Regions from separate parts of the Homo sapiens genome. Here region 2 is linked to region 1. A link is an interaction called in ENCODE POLR2A ChIA-PET data of the cell type or tissue named here. Cell type or tissue: OCI-LY7. All regions are shown on one strand. Each heading gives the region's core, and the rest is flanking DNA. Links, peaks and the distances in the headings are about the cores only. Region 1 overlaps LINC02794 (long intergenic non-protein coding RNA 2794). Region 2 overlaps SLC5A9 (solute carrier family 5 member 9).

What was found. Peaks named below come from ENCODE experiments on the same cell type or tissue, not always from the same donor. Only the 100,000 strongest peaks of a DNase experiment are listed, where the experiment ranks them.
Region 2: POLR2A ChIA-PET joins it to region 1 with 24 read pairs; 2 of 35 experiments call an interaction of 5 or more read pairs at or near these places.

The regions. Positions count from the first base shown.
Region 1 is chr1:48,074,096-48,085,761 of GRCh38, forward strand. LINC02794 (long intergenic non-protein coding RNA 2794) reads left to right here. Exons shown (of 15, transcript XR_007066073.1): 5 at 9,852-9,937. Among named protein-coding and RNA genes, the nearest start is that of LINC02794, 30 kb to the left of the region's middle. In OCI-LY7, for the core only: no CTCF peak of the experiment used is centred there; no DNase peak of the experiment used is centred there.
Region 2 is chr1:48,226,634-48,229,133 of GRCh38, forward strand. It overlaps SLC5A9 (solute carrier family 5 member 9), which reads left to right. Exons shown (of 14, transcript NM_001011547.3): 3 at 2,217-2,321. Among named protein-coding and RNA genes, the nearest start is that of SLC5A9, 5.2 kb to the left of the region's middle. In OCI-LY7, for the core only: no CTCF peak of the experiment used is centred there; a DNase peak (open chromatin) is centred at 1,218; H3K4me3 peaks cover 378 bases; H3K27ac peaks cover 467 bases.

The DNA.
Region 1 (11,666 bases), core at 5,714-8,213:
TTCTTTATCCTTTTTTTATCCCCCGTTTCCGCCTCCAAAGAGTAGAGTTTCAGTAGGGAGTAAGGGAGGCCAAGTTCACCATCAGAAGAAAAATCTAAAAGTATCTTTTCCTTGTAAATCTCAGCCAAAATTCCTGCCAAATAAAATGAGAACTTACCACACTCGCACGCACCCACCTTCACAAAGAACCAACTTAACTTGCAAAAGGAACAAAGTTAATAAAGTTAATATCTACTGCAGAGAACAGAGTAAGGCCCCTCTGGCCATGTAATTTGCCAACTAATTAAAAGTTATTCAGCTTTATAATTTCAAAAATTTGCATCACTTTTAGTTGCTTGGAAGGAATTGGTAATGTGCAAGCCTATTCTGGTCATTTTGGCTTTGGGCGAGCATGTGGGCCAGTCTGCACCATTTCTTTTCCACAAAGATGGCACTGTGGGAAGCCTGGGGGCTCCCTTTGGGGCTTTGTGGACGCACCTGTAGCCTTGCTGGCACCACTCTTTCCTGGTTCCAGCAGCCCTCAGGAGAGATGGTAAGGCAGTGTGACAAGATCACTGGCTTTGGAGTCAGGCTGACTGGTTTGAATCCCAGCTTTACCCCTTAATGGCTATATGACCATGGACAAGTTGTTTAACCTCATGGGCTTCAATTTCCTCATCTATGAAAAAGCTACTGATACCACTACCTTGGAAGGTTATTATTAGAATTAGGGCTAGCTTATATCCTAGCACATAGTAGATGCTCAATAAATGGTAGATACCATCAGATTGGTCAACCTAGCACTTGATTCTACCCTGTCTTAGGTTTCTAGGTGGAGGTTGTGTGGAGGGAGTAATAGGATAGTTAGGGAAGAGGGACAGAGGAGAACCAGGTTCCATGCCTGGCTGTACAATGGATTTGGGAAACTAACCCCTCTCTGGTCTCTGCCACCCCATCCATACATCTCTAAGGGGCTTTCCAACCCTGTGACCTGCATGTTGGCCAAGGATTAAGACTGGGTCTCCTCCTATCTCTACCCTTGGGTTAGAGAAAAGGCCAGATACACAGTATCTGCTCGAAGACAACCTAGCTGTTTGACTTTGTCCACTGCTGGTCAACCAAGTCGAGAGACATGGTAGATGCAAACTCAGATATACTCAGGTCAACTGTGTTCAAGGAAGGGATGACAATGTTATCTCATGTAACTGTTACATTGAATAAGCCAGACTCATGGGGGAATAATCAAGAAACAACTTTCATCAGTTATTCTGCACTTCTGAGTCTCTTTTGTTCTTTTTGATGAAATCTGGGACTTGCTTTATGACTCTTCTGTTTTCTCTTAGGTAATACAAATTTCCCCATCTGTCTTAAATCACAAAATATTGTTTCTGCTCGGTAATTAACTTGTCTAGGATACTACTATTACTCATCTTAGTCCATTTTGTGCTGCTATAGCAGAATAACTGAGACCGGGTAATTTAGAAGGAAGAGAAATTTATTTCTTATGGTTCTGGAGGATAGGAAGTCCAAGATCAAGGAGCTGGCATCTGGCGAGGGCCCTCCTGCTGCATCGTCCCATGGTGGAAAGGCAAAGAGAGGGCAAGAGATTGAACTCCCAGCCTCACGCCCTTTTATAATTGGCATTAATCCATTCATGAGGGTGGAGCCCTCATGGCCTAATTACCTCTCATTAAGCCCCACCTCCCAACACTGTTGCATTGGGGATTAAGTTTCCAACACATGCTTTTCAGGGAACACATTTAAACCATAGCACTACTGTTAACCTATTAACAATAATAGCAGTAATAAACTTCAAACTTCCTTTAAAAGCAAGATTTTTTTTCCCCTCACTACTTGCTTGGACCTGGAACTGCTGCTGGCCTGCAGTGAGAAAGAGGCTCAATCTCCTGCAGTGAGAAAGGGGCTGTTTCTTCTTTCTACTTCTCTGTCTATGTCTTGCTAACCATTGTGGATTTATATATATATATATATATATATATATCTCTATTGTCAGGAATGGGAAGAGAAAAAGAAGGAAGAGGAACAGGAGAATTTTTACTGGACAAGTATAGAATTGAAGATACAGGGTCTCTCTGAGCTTGGCAGGCATTAACCTTACTTCTTCTTTCATTTGGTATATTTGTGGGTTCTTTGGAAAATCCCCACCCCCAACTCATGCAGGTGATCCCTGATGTGGGTAAATGCATTTTGATTCTAGCTGGCTCCTTCAGATTCCTTCCCCAGCCCCTAGGCATCTTCCAGCACCACCTGCCTCTTTATGCTGAGGTCCTTCATCCCACTAGATGGTCCTCTGACAGGGTTTAGGAAGACTTAGACCATCTCTCTGTCGTGTGTTCCAGATCTAGTTCAAGAAAACACATCTGCATTCTCTACCTTGATAAACTGAGAATTTACATTGTCCCCAGTGCAGCAACCTCCCTTTATTCTTCTGTTGGGCAGCTGGTCAGCCGGCATCTAACCTTTTACATTTAGCAGTGGGAATCAGATTCTAGTTTACAGTATCCCCCAAATATAGGGAAAACATCATGTTCTCCAACTATCCCATTAAAGTCACTTTCCCCGGGCTTGAGTTAATGGAGGGAGTGGACAAAGACACACGATGTACTTACAGCTCTTTCCAGAAAAACCCTATCTAATCCCCCACTTTGTTCTTGGCCTCTCCCACCTCTTTTATATGCCAGAGTTGAGTAAGGATCAGCAAGGAACCTCAAAAGTAGTTTTTAATACAATCTTTTGCAGTTCTTACAGGTTGGTCCTACACTGTACTTGCAGAGGTGGTGTCCATTATCTTGGGGCCTCCCATGAAATGTGGACTAATGTAGTTTATGTTTTTTTTCCAAGGCAAAACTCTGAGGTAGATATTGCTACCTGTATTTCATGGTTGAGAAAACAGATTGGGAGAGGCTAAGCAACTAGCTCTAAGCATACAGCTAGTGGGGATTAAAAACCAAGTTAATCAGATCAAAACCTGAATTCTTTTCATCCTACATGAAGATTGAGCTTTACCTCTATAGCAGCTGGTGGATATAAAAATGCTTGAGGGCCTGCCACACAGCCAAGTTAAGCATCCACATCACAATCGAGTGTGACTGTCAGCTCCTTATTAATCTTGAAGCATGTTCCTATCCATGAACTCATTTGCTGGGACATCATCCAGGACAAGAACCTTCCCAATGCCCATTGAATTGCTTTTGAAGAACCCAGCAAATAAAGTCTTTCTTGTGCTTGACCCAAGCATTGATTACCTCTTTCATTTTATCCCTACGGTTTTTAGTTAATTTCTTCTGCTTTTCAGTTCTGCTGATTATTATGTTGGAGAGAGACCCTCAATTAACATAATCTTTATAATCACCAACAACATGTATTTAAAAAGTGTTCATTTGTTTGTAACATCTGCCTTTATCTTGTTCATCTCTGTGTCTGCAGCAGTCTTAGTACATATTATTACTCCATAAAGGGTAGTTGAATTAATTCATTAGCTAAACAGAGTTAATTTAAGGGTGGGTTAGAGTTGGGGAAGGAGAATGAGAAGGAGGGAAATGCGTACCTATGGGAGCTGTAATGTCAACCAACCATGGCTCATACTCCCAATTCCCTGGGCATGCCTGGGTAAGGGTCTGTTAGCTTCAACTTTCTCACCTGACCAACAGGGATAAGGGTCTCCGTCCTGTCAGCCTCACTGGGAGTGTAAGATGAACCTCCAACAAATCATCGAAGTAGAAAGACATAAAAAAGTATCACACATGTGGGTTTAGTCTGGGAAAACAAAACTTCTGACTCAGCCTGGGTCTCCTCAGACAGTGGGCTAGGAAGACCCAGAAAACCACTCTGGCCTGTGTGAGTTGCAAACAGAGGCTTCTACTTTCTGGGATAAATTATCCATGAGGCAGAGGCGTCAGGGCTGTCTGCTCCCTGTCTGGCCTCCTTTGCCATCTCACTTCATGAGGCATAAATCCCCAAGACTCCCCAGTCATTTCTTATCTGCGTCAGTGTTTATTTTTTTAAATTGTGTTCCGCCCTCTTTTCTCTGCTTGCTATTTTATAGGGATATGGGCCAGGAGGGCAGAATCCAACTACAAATCTCACAGCTCTCCCTGCTGAGACGTTGGGACAGAGGGAGTGAGCTATGGTGGTCTGAAGCGTAGATGTTCCAGCAAGGGCCAGAGAAAGTGCCTTGGGGTATTTCCTGAGAAGTGGGGCTCTGAGATTTGCTCTCCTGGTGTGCCCAGACCTCAGAATGCAGAATCCAGAGAGAACAGAGAGTGTGCTCATGAGAAAAGGACACCAGGTGTGCTATTGGACTCATCTCCATCACACCTAGCTGGGTGACATTGACTAAGCTACCGAATGTCTCTTAGCCTCATTTTAGTCTTTAATGGGCATGACAATAACTCTTAAGGTGATTGTGAGGATCAACTGGGATGACCCAGGCCACTGTGTCTAGCATACCACCTGCCATGGGAGGTGTGCAGTACACATCAATTCCTCTTATCTTCAGCTGTGATTGTGAAGTAATGCATTTATCATCTAGTGTTCCTCAAGACTCTTGAATGTAAGCTCCTTCTAGGCAGGGACTTTGTCTGGCTTGTTCACCCCAGGATCCCCATCACCCAGTAGAATGCCTGACATATTATCTGTGCTCAATCAACGTTGGCTGAATAATGAATGAAACCAAATTCTCCATATGATTTCCATAGGCACAGAGAAATTTCAATATGAGAACATTGCTACAGAGACATACAGACATTCGGAATCAGAAAGGGCTTTTGAACAACATGCAACTTGAGGTCTTCTTTGTTGACAGGAAGACGCTTAGGTTCAGAGAGGGAAGACACTTGGCCAGGATTCCACCAGATGTTAGGGCTGGAACCCAGCTCTTCTGACTCCCCATCTGATGTTCTTTATACTACATTATGCTGTCAGTCATGTCTTTAAGGTAGAAGAGAAGGGTAGAGAATTATGAAACAGAAAAACCTAAGAAAAGGAAAGCGAAGGGAAAGAAAGCATTTCCACTCAAGTTGAGAGAGAGACAGATAGTCAGAAAGACAGACAGACAGACACAGATATAGAGAAAGACAGAGAGACTCAGGACTGGGACCTAAGAGGAATTAAATCCAAAACATACTATGTTACATGACAGACAGCCTGAGTGTTACTTCAGAACACTGAGAACTCTCCCCTCATCGTGGGCTCAGCAGTGCCCTTGACCTTTATCCATGTGGGTCACAGCATGAGTAACCTTGGTAAAAATGGGGAAGCCTCAATTTCCACTAGAAGCCAACCTCTATTGCCTATTTCAGCCTGGCTAGCAAGGCTTTGTTTTCCTCATAACCTACACAATGGTGTCACTACTACCAACACTACCCTTTCCAGCAGTTCAATTACTACTATAAAAGTTCATATCTTTCTAATGCTTATTATGTGCCAGGCACTGTCCTAGTATTTTACATGCATTAACTCAGTTAATCCTCATAGCCACCATCGTTTTACAGATGAGGTTAAGTAATCTGCCTGTGATCATCCCATTGGTAAAGAGAGGAGCAGCAGCACAAAGGCCAGACATCTCTCTCGGGTTAAAGCCCAGCACAAGCTGTCCTCATGTCTCACTCTGGCCTTTCTCCTGCTATCCTTTCAGAGGTCACCTTGTTTTCACTGAATCGAAACAGATTCTTCCATTTTATTCTGATGTGCTTTAACCACACTTCCTACTCCTCCATGTCTGCAAATATCCAAATAAAATACCGTTCCAGGCCCTGTGCTAGGGGCTGGGAATGCAGATATGAGAAATGGTGCAGTCTAATAGGGAGGCTGACATTTAAATGGAACATTACAAAGTAGTTCTTTAAGTACTAAAGAGAAGCATGACCCCAGCACCTGGGGAGTTAGAATAGGATTCACAGAAGAGGAGGAAATATTTCATCTGCCTCTGAGTTGAGTAAATGACCACCAGAAGAGGGAGGGAACAGAGAGTGCAGGCTGAGACATGCTGGTGCAAAGCAGGATTTGGGGGGAACAAGTGGGGTTTACAATGGAGAGGGGCAGAACGTGAGACTGGAAAGGGCTTGAGGTCAAGATGTAAAAGATTTGAAGACCAGGCTAAGGGCTGGCTTTGTCTCCGTGATAATGCTTTATTGATAATGATCATGAATGACAGACCTGGCTGACCCCCATATTGACTGACACACAGAGGAGCTGATTGGCTGATAGAGGTATGTGTCAAAACTTCTCCATAGCAACAGGGAGTATATTGGAGCCATTTCTGTTGAAGGCCCAGCCCTGCTACGACAGAGAAAATTCTCTTTCTGCCCTCAATTTCCTCCAAGCTGAGACTTCCTTGCTTCTGGCTGCAGATGATGCTCCTGGCTCTGGGATACGTTGGGCCAAGAATTTCTGCCAGCCTTCTGGGCTTCTTATGAAATCAGACATTTGAACGAGGCCCCAGTTTCCCAACACACGCCTAAATCACTTCCACTGTTCTGAAACCTACTCCATGTATCCACCACTCACCAGAGCTAGAGGGGTCTGCAGCCAAGCTGGGAAGAATCAGACCTCCGAAACTCTGAACCGTGGGAGACCAGGTTCAGAGTTGCTAGGACTTGCTAGGACCAAGTTTGCAAAAGGCCAGGCAGTCCCACCCTTAGCCCTGGGAGGAGAACTTCCTAAATGTACAGCCACTAGCAGTTTAATAGCTCTGGGGCCAGCTCATGTACATAAACTCTCAGTTTTATTTTGATATTTATAGTCACTTGTAAAATAAATAACACACTTGATTGGAGGTTGTTAAGTTGGTGCTCACTGCTTGCCAAGGGCCTGGGAAGCCTGCTGGGGTGTGACCACTCTGGGCATTCTACAGAGAAGCTTGATTGCTCTTCCTTCCACCCTGAGTCCACAGCACTCTTTCCATGTGGTGTTGTTCCCACCTTAGACCTATTACTCCCTCTCATAGGCTCTCTCAGAGCTGGCTAAGGCCTCTCTGACTTCCTTGATTCCAGAGCCTCTGAGAGGGAGTAGGAGATACTCTGGCATCTCCCACTGAATTAGAAGCCTGGTGTTTTAGAATCTAAACATCTTTCAAGCTGAGATTATTAATGTCCAAGGATAGTCAGATTATAAATTGTGAGAAACTTGGAATTCTAAACTATCTGAAACAGAAATAGGGGGCACTGAAATATCAAATGATAAGAATTTCAGAAGTGAGGAGCTTAGTTTGAGTCTAGGCCTCTGTCCTCCATTAGGTTTAGATGAGGCTAAACAGATGTAGCTAACTGGTGTGTGTGTGGTGGAGGTAGGGGTGGGAAATGGCCAGGTAATGATTGGCAATAGGCAGGTAGACCTGGCTGAAGAGTGGGGAAAGGTGGAAGCTGCAGAGAGGAACAGAAGGTGCTGCATTCTCACTGACCAAATGTGTTCATAAGGACGTGAAAGATACCTATGAGGAATTTGGGAACCCTGGGGGCAGGAGCCAGTGAAAATTTGAGCTATTACTATTATGTAACCTCATTTAACTCAAGTTAGTTAGAAGTCTGGACTTTTAGGGCTTTAGAATTAAGACTCAAAGAGCCATGAATGGACTCATGCCTGTAATCCCAGCACTTTGGGAGGCTGAGGGAGGTGGATTGCTTGAGCCCAGGAGTTTGAGGCCAGCCTGTGCTAGCCGTCTAAAAAAATAGACGGGCATGGTGGCACAAGCTTCTAGTTGCAGCTACTTGGTGGCTGAGGTGGGAGGATCACTTAAGCCTAGGAGTTTGAGGCTGGAGTGAGCTATGATCATGTCACTGCACTCCAGCCTGGGCAACAGAGCAAGACCTTGTCTCAAAAAAAAAAAAAAAAAAAAAAAAAAAAAAAAAAAAAAAAAGAATTCAGACTCAAAGCCTTTTAGGCTACCAGATATTTAGACTAGAATCTAGACTAGTAAAGATGTAGATTAGAATCTTAGAATCCTAGAATTCTAGGATAATATAACTTAAGGGTCCTAGTAATGTATCTAGTCTTTTTCCCAGTGAAATAGGCTGGGGTTTGGAGACAGTCTGGGATAAAGAAGACCTACTGTGGGCTATTGCAGCTTTATGAGTTTCACAACATCCAAAGTTGAGCTGGACCTGAGGAGCAATGAGGGAGGGAAAAGCAGCAGCACGTGGTTACCATTAATGATAGATGTAAGACAGGATCTTGATTTAATACTTCTTAGTGCAATTAAAATAAAATTAAAAGAGATGCCCCACTTAATATTCCTACCTTATGCAGAGGGAACGGAGGTCCAGAGAAGGAAAGTAGTATGTCCAGTTTGGAATAATCAGTTAGTGACAGATCAGATCTGGATGTGGGTCCGTGTTGCTTGGCTTCCAGCCAGTTATTTCCTTTTCACTGGTCTGCTCCTCCTGGACTGAGATCACTCATTGCATTCTCTTGACAGCTTTATGGGAAGCAGTTAGTGTATCACTGGCCTGTTTAGAAAAATAAAGGACAATGAAGAAAGGAAATGGATTGTGTGATGGGAGCGCTGGGCAAAATTCATGAGTTAATTCAGGATGAGGCTGTGAATTTTACCCTTCTCCAGCCCAGTTCTGTTTTCCTGTCACAGACCAACTCCTGTCCTTGATGGGCTGAACTGGCTAGTCCCAAAGTGAGGCTTCAGTCTAGTCACAGACGGACCCTCGGCCTTGGCTGAAGACTGAGCCTTGACTTCGATAACAAAATAAGATAAAGCATTTAATGAGAAAATGAGAACACAGGCCATATTTCATACTGAGCAGAATACAGGTCATTTTCTGTACTGAGTCAGATCTTCTGGTGTAGGGGAAAGACAGCAGGCTCTAGGGTCCCCTGGAACAGAGCCTCCTGGTTTCATGAAGAGGGAGTTTCTGAGAAGAAGGCTTTTTCACTATGCACATTTCAGATTTCTCTGCCCCTGTAGATGAGAAGTGACATCTGATTGGTGAATTTGGGAAGAACTTTAGGGCATGTAAAGCACAGTTCTGCTACTTTCTTTATCTTGAGGGCTGTCTGTCTACAAGAAGCACACTTTCTGCTCTTGCTCTTGGGTCTTGTCCTGATAGCCAAGGATGGCCTCATATAGTGCTGCTGTGCTTGGTTGGGAAAGTCTGCCTACTTAGGGGGATGATTTAGCTGTACTATGTCATTCAGGATACCTTTTGAACCAACATCTCCCAAACTGCGGTAAAAGTTAATTTCTTTTTTTTTCTTTTCTTTTCTTTTTTTTTTTTTTTTTTTTGAGACAGTGTTTACCCTGTCACCAGGCTGGAGTGTAGTAGCAGAATCAAGCTTACTGCACCCTAGAGCTCTTGGGTTCATGTGATCCTCCCACCTCAGCGTCCCAAGTAGCTGGAAGCATAGGCACATGCCACCACACCAGGTTAATTTTTTGTATTTTTTTGTAGAGATGGAGTTTTACCATGTTGCCCACGCTGGTTTCAAACTTCTGGGCTCAAGTGATCTATCTGCCCATTTTGGCCTCTCAAAATGCTGGGATTACAGGCATGAACCACCATGCCCAGCCTAAAAGTTAATTTCTTGCTCATGTCACTGGAAGATGTGAAAAGGGTGCTCTGCTTCATGCAGTCATTCAGGACCCAAGTTCCCTCCATTGTGTGGCTCTGGCATCTTCTAGAACAGTGGTTCTCAACCAGGGATGATCTTGCCACAGATGGGGCATTTGGAAACGTCTAGAAACATTTTGGTTGTCACAACTGGAGAGTGGGGAATGCTACTGGCATCTAGTAGGTAGACACCAGAGATGCTGCTAAATATCCTACAGTATACAGGACAATCTCTAATAAAGAATTATCTGGCCTAAATGCCAGTAGTGCTGAAGTTGAAAAATCTTGTTCTAGGGCCTTCTTGGATCATTCAACCAGCAGATGAAGAAAAAGAGGGCGAATGGAGAATTATATGTCAGAGAATTTTATGGATCTTACTGGTAAGTGATGTGTAACACTTTTGCCCACATTCTACTGGCCAGAACTAAGTCACATGACCACATACAAGGAACAAGGCTGGGAACTGTGGTCTAATGATGGCCAGCAAGAAGAGGAAGCAGGTTTGCTGAGCGTCTAACCACTCTCTGCCATAAGACCCATTTGTCTCCAACTATAACCTGTAAAGGTGCTGTTTTGGCCTCCATCTCTATTCTCTTTTATTTCTTAAATCATTCAAATTTAATCACCCATGGATTAAAATACTGAGTAGGGCAAACTGCTTTAACTCTTTGGTCTTCCCTTTGCTAATCTACAACACAGAGTTAATACAAATGACCTCCCAGGGATTGTTGGGAGGGTTTCTCCTGCTCTGTTGCTCTATCTGCATTCTTAAAGGTGATCCCTCCTTCTTCCAACCAAAATAAGACTCTGAGGTACCCCATTCCAGAAAAGGAAGTTTCATCCTGATCATGAAACTCAGTTCTCAAAGAAAGAAAAATGAATATGTTTGCAGGATTCTGAGACATCTTGCAGTTACTCAGAAATTTTCTCTGAAAATAAAAATGGCTACAGAAAAGAATCCTTGACTGAGGGGTAGAGGGGCACTTGACTTCTAGTTCCAGTCCTGCCTCTGAATGGCATATGTAGGCTAGGACACATTCCTTCCCTGGATCTTAGGGCTCTTGTTAGAGAGTGGGCAAGGTGATTTTTCTGTAGCTCTAAGATCCACTGTAAGTTTCTCTGTTGCTTGAATTTCCCTCTCCCCCACCAAACTAATCTCTTTCTTGGCATCAGTACGCACTTAAAGAATAAGATCTTGTTTGTAAGGGAAGGGCACAGTGGAGGTGGGTGGTTTAATGACCACCTCCTCTCCTAGGGAACCAGTTTGCAGAGAGAAACCTTCAGGAGGTTGTCATAAATAACTAGACCCTTATCCTGACTTCCTCAGAAGGCAGTCAGAGCAATGATTGATGTAGCCCATTTGGGCAAGGTTGGAAGGCCAGGAGAATGCTCACTGGCAGATCTGCTTGTAAAGTTTCACATTAACCACAACTGGGCTGGGTGTCAGCGTCTCGGACATCCTTGCAAGGCTTGCTCAAGAGCCTCAAAGACGAGGCAGAGAATTTCATGCCAGGTTAGAAGTGAGAGGTCAGTTTATGGGAATGAAGAGTAAAGGATAAACTCTAGATAACAGTTCAGAGAGAGAACCTTCTCTCTGAACTGTCAAATCTTTTCACTTCCCTCGGCCACATCAGAAAATGAATAATTGTCTTGGGCCAAATATAAAATACATATAAAATACTCATGGTAGCCGATGAGCTAAAAAAGAAAAACTCAAAAAAAATCTCATAGTGTTTTAAGAAAGTTGACAAATTTGTGTCGGGCTGCATTCAAAGCCATTCCGGGCTGCATGCAGCCCATGGGCCTTAGGTTGTACAAGCGTGTTCTAGAGTTTCCTATGAGACCCTTACAAGGATAGTTTTTCTCCCATCTCTCTCAGAACCTCCAGAATACGGCAGGCATCATTAAAACCTACTCTAATTGACATGATGTGTGCATGATTTAAATATTTAATTACTTTTGGTCAAGAGTAAACAATTGTATGTTACAAATTACATTCATAGTAGAAAAATATGAGACATAAAAGAGTTTTCTATGTTTCCTTCATCAGCAACACTGAGTGCTGAAAGGAGGAGCAAAAAAGGGAAAAAGAGTGTGGTGGAAGAAAGC
Region 2 (2,500 bases), core at 1-2,500, 150 kb after region 1:
CCATGAACAGTGTGGGGCTTGGGAGGCTGAGAGCAGAAGGTGCAGTCGCCCGTCCTCTTCCAGAGAGGTCTGCATGGTCCTCCTCCCCATGCCTCCCCTGCTGATCTTGTTGATGTCTCCTGGGTTAGGAGCAGGAGAAGTGAGGTTAAAAACCCTGGGCTGGGTTGGGGTGGAGGTGCCTCACTGCTCCAAGAACTGCCTGGGGGAGGCTTCTTCCCCTGAAGTAGGAGGCCTTGGTGTTCTTTGCTCTGACTGGGTGGTTCAGCCCAGCCCTACCAGCACCCTGGGACCGCCTGAGAGAGGAAGAGTGAGTGTGTGTGTGAGTGCCTGTGTGAATTTGTTTCCATGTGTGAGTATGTATGCATGTGTGAATGTGGGCACTGTGTGTGTGCATGAGTGTGCTTGTGTGTGTGTGCTTTGCGAATGTATGTGCACGTGTGTGCATACCTGTGCGTGTGAGGGCATATGAGGACATGTGCATGTGTGTGAGTGTATGTGTGCGACGGTGCAAGTGCATGAGTGTGTGTGTCAGAGTGTGTGTGCGTGTGTGTGTGTACTGTGCCTGTGTGTGAGTGCATGTGTGTGTGCATGTGTGAGTGTGTGTGTACTGTGCCTGTGTGTGAGTGCATGTGTGTCAGAGTGTGTGTGTGTATGTGTGAGAGTGTGTGTGTACTGTGCCTGTGTGGGCGTGAGTGCATGTGTGTGTCAGAGTGTGTGTGTACTGTGCCTGTGTGTGATTGCATGTGTGAGAGTGTGTGTGTACTGTGCCTGTGTGGGCGTGAGTGCATGTGTGTCAGAGTGTGTGTGTGTGTATGTGTGAGAGAGTGTGTGTACTGTGCCTGTGTGGGCGTGAGTGCATGTGTGTGTCAGAGTGTGTGTAATTGCATGAGTGTGTGTGTACTGTGCCTGTGTGGGTGTGAGTGCATGTGTGTCAGAGTGTGTGTGTGTGTACTGTGCCTGTGTGTGTGATTGCATCTGTGTGTGCATGTGTGAGAGTGTGTGTGTACTGTGCCTGTGTGTGTGTGAGTGTACATGTGAGTGTGCATGTGCACATGTCAGAGGCGCTAGCACCAGGGCCTCAGCAATGTCAGGCCTGTTCCTCATTCTGTGCCTTTACACTGCTTACTGCCTTTGTCTGAATTTCTCAGTGCTTTTCCTCTCCTCTCACTTTCTCTCTCACAGCACCTCCGGAAGAACAGGAAGTTGGGCGGAAGTGAGTCCCACATTGTATAGGTGAAGAAGCTGAGGCGTTGATAGAGGAAGTGATTTTACTGTGGTGACATAGTATACAAAAAGGAACACGGCTCTGCCCCTAGCTGCCCCCAGCCCTCTCCCCGAGGTCTCCTTAAGCCTCCTCCCAGGCTCCAGAGCCCCTTCCTCTCCCCCTTCTCCCCTCCCAGTCAGAGATCCCATCTAATAATAAGAGAGAATATTGACCAAGTGCTCATTAAGTGGCAAGCACCATTTGTGTAGTGTTACTGGAGCCAGACAGCCAGGGATTGAATTCTCATTTGGTCACTTACTAGTTCTGAGACTTGGGCAAGTTACCTATCTGTGCCTCAGTTCACTCATGGGTAAGATGGGGATAAAAGTAGCACTGAGGGTTGTGGCGAGGATTAAATGAGTCCCCAAACTCAGAAGGCCAGCTGGTTCCTGGAGATGCTGCACAGGCCCTGACTGCCCTGATCATGCTCACCATCATCATTGCTCTCTACTGCCTCCAAGTGCTTGGCTGCGCCCCTGGAGAACTAACTCAGAGGTCGACCTGGCCTGTGCTCAGTCCCTCGGCTCCTCCCTCTGCCTGGCTATCCCTGGGGTGGTGGGAGGGCCTTTCCTTCCCTCCTGTGGGGCTTCCCTATCCCCTTCAGCTTCCTTCCTTTGGAGGCCCTCAGACCCATGGCCTCAGGGCGGAGGTCCACACTCCCCACTTCCAGGCTTCCTTCCCACTTTCCCTTTTTTCCCACTTCACCATTTACTCACTGGGTGACCTGGAGCCATGAATTCATCTTTCCTTACATTAGTTCCTTCCTCTGTAACCTGGGATGACTAATACCCCTCCCTGCGGATATCTGTGGAATTAAATGTATTTATGAATGCAGTGCCTGGCATACAGTGGGTACCCAACAAATATCAGCTCCTCACTACTCATGGTCCTCGCTCCAGATTCATTCAGATCACTCCTGACTCCTGACCCTTGACCCAACTGTGCCTTGCAGATTGGAGCATCTCTGATGTCCAGCAATGTGGGCAGTGGCTTGTTCATCGGCCTGGCTGGGACAGGGGCTGCCGGAGGCCTTGCCGTAGGTGGCTTCGAGTGGAACGTAAGGAAGCTGGCCTGGTTTCTCCAGAATACTGAGGGTCTAACCCACCTCTGTCTCTGGCATTAGTGCTGGGAGGATCCTTAGAGATGCCTGGGAGGCTACATGGTGAATCGAGAATCCATTTCACAATTGAGAATCCATTTCACAGATGAGGAAATCAAGGTCTGGAGGAGACAGAG